Regions from separate parts of the Homo sapiens genome. Here region 2 is linked to region 1. A link is a loop called in an ENCODE intact Hi-C map of the cell type or tissue named here. Cell type or tissue: tibial artery. All regions are shown on one strand.

Region 1 (2,500 bases):
AGTTCTAGGAAGTCAGCATGAATAGGCCTTATATTCCCTGCCTCAAGACCCTATTCTCCTTTGAATACAGGACAGGTGTCTGGGGAAGCATGGGTAATATAAATGGGAATAAGACCTGCTCCAAAAGCTAAAGAGCTTTCAACCTTGGGAGTGGGAGCAGGACACAAATGTGAACACATAACTAGAAAAGAAGATGGCGTATGGTGCTTTATTTGTTGGAGGTGTCCTGGTACAAGAGAGATCACTGGGGAATGGGCCAGTTATACCACGCTGCTGGAAGGAAACAGCATTTCAACAAAGGGTTTTATTTGAGGCAAGACAGACATATGAGTGCACAGTGCCTTACATATAATAAGTAGTATAAAAGCAAGTTTTGAAAATGAATGGATGGGTGGAGGGGTGGGTGGGTGGGCATATAGAGAGATGGGTGGAGGAATGGGGAATGGAAGACTAGATACAGGACGGTTCTGTAGACCAGAGGTGATAGCATACAGGGGCACCTCCTTTGCAGATATAAATCTAAGCAAATGATGCTGTAGTCAAGTTCAGATTCCAGGAATTGGAACAACTCCCTTCTTGATTCCCTTATCAAACCTACAAAACCACAAAACCACAATCTCAAGTGTTGAGGGTTGGGTCAGCCTACTCAGCAGACAGGCTTACTATACAGCCTGACACTTGGGGGGATCTGGGGGGCCTCTCACTTGGGAAAGCTAATTCTGAACCCAGCCATCACAATTGTCCCTTGCACTTTACCAGATACTTAAAAGGTGCAAGGCCCTCTGGGGAGCAGGAACCCCTCCCCGGCACATCCCAGGCCAGACCCCTGCTCCACTGGGGAGGTTGGAGCAGCTCTGCACACCTCTGGAAACTATGTGGATTTCAAGTTTGCAGCACTAGTCTAAGGAAAAGCTCAATGGGTGTGCTAATTTGGGTTGGGGAGTGAAAACAGAAGGCTGTGCCGCCTGCCATCTAGTGGGTGTTGGGTTGCATCACTCCCAGGCCTCCCAGGCTCCTCCTGGACTGGGAAGGAGAATGGAGAAGCACAGCCCTTCCTTAATTCAGCTCTTTCTGTTTCTCTCTAGCTTGAACCAGGCAGGGCTTTGCCATCCCCCAATGACCTCAAAAGAAAAATACTCATAAAAAACAAGCGGCTGAAACCTGAAGTTGAAAAAAGTAAGTGAAACACACACATTTATAATGGAAGCATACATAACATGTGTGGACATTTCAGCTGTTGAGAATTCAATTTATTTTAAAACCACTGATTTTTGGGGGAAGGGTGTAGGGGTGATGTTACAGGTACTTTTCAGAGCAAGATTGCCACATTTCCATTTAAATTTAATTTCCATATCAATTAATTCATGCAGTAGGAAAAGCATATCTATATATTCAAATGCCAGAATTTGGAGAGGGCCCAAGGAAAATTGAGAGGAAAGTAGAAGCATTTTAGAATTTCTCAAGATATAAGGAACCAGCATTTTATAATTTTATACACTCTAAAGTCCTCATAAGTTTCCCTTTTCAGTTTGCCCCGTGCTCTATACCTATCTAGGGATACTAGGTACATATGAGTGTGTGACTGTGTATATGTGAATAGAGAGATCTAGAGACAAATGATTTTATATAAACATGTTTCCTTTTATTCTCCCAGGATGATTTCCTTGAAAATATTTTCTTTCAGAGTATATCCTAGTTCAGTGAATTAATGGTATCAAATATTGGCATGATTACACTTCATTTTCCCCCCAAGTATTCTAAATGAAAAATTTTAAATTATGTTAATGACAGTTTATTTTATTACAAAAGCAATAATGCCATAGAAAAATCAAGACAATGAAAAGTGTAAGAAAGTAACAGCACTAACATATATTATACACGTATTCATATACTATAGACACATGTACGTAATGTACATGTGTAGATATATACCCACATTTTTAACATGACTGAGATCATATTAATGATACTGAGTTTAAATTTTTAAAATTTAACCAAGTAAGTATACTTACATCAGCAGGATATACATCTACATACTAACTTTAATCCTAATGTATGAAACACTATATAGAATTTAATATATATGACATAGAATTGTATGCATTTATTATAGCATGATGTAACGAGTCCCAAGTTGATGGATTTTCACTACTATAAACATGCTTGAATGTTATTTTGTATGTTTGTGCAACCCTCTCCTTGAAATCAATTGGTGCAATTAGAGTTATTCAGCCAAAACGTATATATATTTTATATTGTGATATAGTTTGTTATGCTTTCTTTTAGGAAAGTTCTACCACCTTAGACTCTTCACCAGTCATATATGAGAGTGCCTGTTTCCCACCAATATCCTTAATGCTGGCTGTTGGCCATTTTTAAATGTGTGTCCAACTCATAGAAAAAAATTGGTACCTTAGGGGTTTTTTTATTTGTGTGTCTTCAATAACTCCTTTTTTGCATATTACTATTTGTGGTTTGTCCCTATGTGTTTTCCCATTTT
Region 2 (2,500 bases), 630 kb before region 1:
TGTGTGAGTAAATAGTCATGTGTTCCTGAAAGTAAAAGAGAATTTAGCATTTTCACATTTAATTTTTTTAACTTGATATTTTGGAATAATTGAACTTACAGAAAATATTTTTTAAATGGCACAGAATACATTGCAAAAATAACCTCTTCTTCCCCTAAAGTTAACATCTCACGGGATCATGGGGCAATCATCAAAACCAGGAAAGTAACATTGGCATGATACTCTGACCTAAACTGCACAATTTATTTGGACTAACCTGCTTTCTACAGTAATGTCCTTTTACTGTTCAAGATTCCAACGCAGGATCCCAAATTGTATTTTATTGTCATGATTCTTTAGTCTCCTTTAATCTATGGCAGTCCCACAGTCTTTCCTGTCTTTCATAACCTTGGTACTTTGGAAGAACTCTGGTCAGTTATTTTGTTGAACATCCCTCAGTCTGGGTTGGTCCGATGTTTCCCCATGATTAGGTTGAGGGCATGCATTTTGACAAGAGCACCATGCAAGTGATACTCGCCTTTCTCAGTGCATCACATCACGGATATATGATGTTGCTGGGTCTCATCACTGATGATATGGGATCACTTGGTTAAGGTGGTTTCTCCACTGAAAGTTATTATTTTCCCCTCTTAGATATATTGGGAGAGCTACTTTGAGACTATGCAAATATCCTGTTCTTCCTTAAACTTTTGCTTACTGATTTTTAACATTCACCAATGGATCTTTCCTGTAACAGTTATTACTGCCTAGTGGTCAACATTTGACTTTTATTTTTATTTTACTTTATTTTATTTTGAGACAGAGTTTGGCTCTTGTTGCCCAGGCTGGAGTGCAATGGTGTGATCTCAGCTCACTGCAACCTCTGCCTCCTGGGTTCAAGCGATTCTCCTGCCTCAGCCTCCCAAGTAGCTGGGATTACAGGCGTGCACCATCACACCCGGCTAATTTTATATTTTTAGTAGAGACGGGGTTTCGCCATGTTGGTCAGGCTGGTGTCGAGCTCCTGACCTCAGCTGATCCATCTACCTTGGCCTCCCAGCGTTTGACTTTTAAAAGGTCACTTGTCATTCCTGATTTAGCCAGAAGATGGCGATAGCATTGCCTAAACTGAATTTGTTCCAAGTGGATGTCTTTTCTCTTTTCTCTCGTTATAAATGGGGCATATAATATCACATTTTTTTTTTTTTTTTTTTTTTGGAGACAGACTTTCACTCAATCTGTCACATAGGGTGGAGTGCAGTGGCATGATCTCAGTCCACTGCAAACTCCACCTCCTGGCTTCAAGTGATTCTTCTGCTTCAGCCAACCAGGTAGCTGGGATTACAAGTACCCGCCACCATGCTCCGCTAATTTTTGTATTTTTAGTAGAGACAGGGTTTCACCATATTGCCAGGCTGGTCTTGAACTCCTGACCTCAAGTGATCCGCCTGCCTCGGCCTCCCAAAGTGCCGGGATTACAGGAATGAGCCACTGCACCTGGCCTAATGTTACATTTAATTAGGTTTGTCTCAAAGCTGCAAATGAAGACTTTTTAAGAATAATTTTTATAAAGAATTTTCTCACACAATTTGTCATTTCTCTGAAAAGAGATTTAGATTCAAGGCCCAAATATGTTTGTTTGTTTACAGGAAGAATAAAATTTAAAAAGTTGAAGAGGCTATTTATTTTATCTTTTATATTACAGGTTCTGTAAAGGCACCTGCCAAAACAGAAGATCTTATTCAGAGTGTCTTAACAGGTAAATGCCACCCTTTCCCCCCATGGAATTAAGCAGCTCAGTGTTACACAGTGGAAGTATTTAGAGGAGAGGAAATTTCCATTCATATCTGAAAAACAACATCATTAATATTTCTTCTTCTAAAAAATCTAGAGACATACACTTTTAGTTTAGTCTACATGATATGATATAATCACAGAGAAGTAACCATACTTTGTAGCTAGAACCCTACTGGCATAAAAATAATGTAGTTTCACAAGATAGCTATTTCAGCATCAAAGAATAGTTTCATGCTGGAAATGTAACCCAGTGAACAAGAATGCCTGTCTTCCCAAATTGCCAATAATAAACTATATTTTAGATATGCAGAATATGATCCATTTGTGAGCATAAAATGCACAGTGTTTAAGAACTGTGATACAGTTTGGAGTTATTTTATATTTGGTTAGTCACATAAACTAGTGGAACTAAAATTGGTACAAGCTTTGTGCAGTACAATTAGCAGTATGTAGTGGAATCTTAAAAATGTTTATAATACTTGGTTCAATATACAACAGAAATGTACACACACGTTCACCAAAAGCAGCACCACTGGTAAGGGCCAAATCTAGAAACAACCCAATGTCCATCAGCTGTAAGGTAGGTAAATAAATTGTGATAAATTCCTAGCATGGAACAGGAGGCAACTGCAGGAATAAATAAACTCAAGTCACACACAACATGGATAAAACTCAAGCATAATGTTGAGGAAAAAAGTCAGACACAAAAGAACATATTCTGTAG

The links. Peaks named below come from ENCODE experiments on the same cell type or tissue, not always from the same donor. Only the 100,000 strongest peaks of a DNase experiment are listed, where the experiment ranks them.
Region 2: a loop joins it to region 1, with 5 times the contacts of the local background. A loop is called at or near these places in 21 of 110 quality-filtered maps.

The regions. Positions count from the first base shown.
Region 1 is chr20:9,392,503-9,395,002 of GRCh38, forward strand. It overlaps PLCB4 (phospholipase C beta 4), which reads left to right. Exons shown (of 40, transcript NM_001377142.1): 18 at 1,086-1,176. Among named protein-coding and RNA genes, the nearest start is that of LAMP5, 120 kb to the right of the region's middle. In tibial artery, a CTCF peak has its summit at 981 (motif pointing left); no DNase peak of the experiment used is centred here; H3K27ac peaks cover 279 bases.
Region 2 is chr20:8,758,723-8,761,222 of GRCh38, forward strand. PLCB1 (phospholipase C beta 1) reads left to right here. Exons shown (of 32, transcript NM_015192.4): 25 at 1,685-1,738. Among named protein-coding and RNA genes, the nearest start is that of RNU105B, 71 kb to the right of the region's middle. In tibial artery, a CTCF peak has its summit at 1,080 (motif pointing right); no DNase peak of the experiment used is centred here.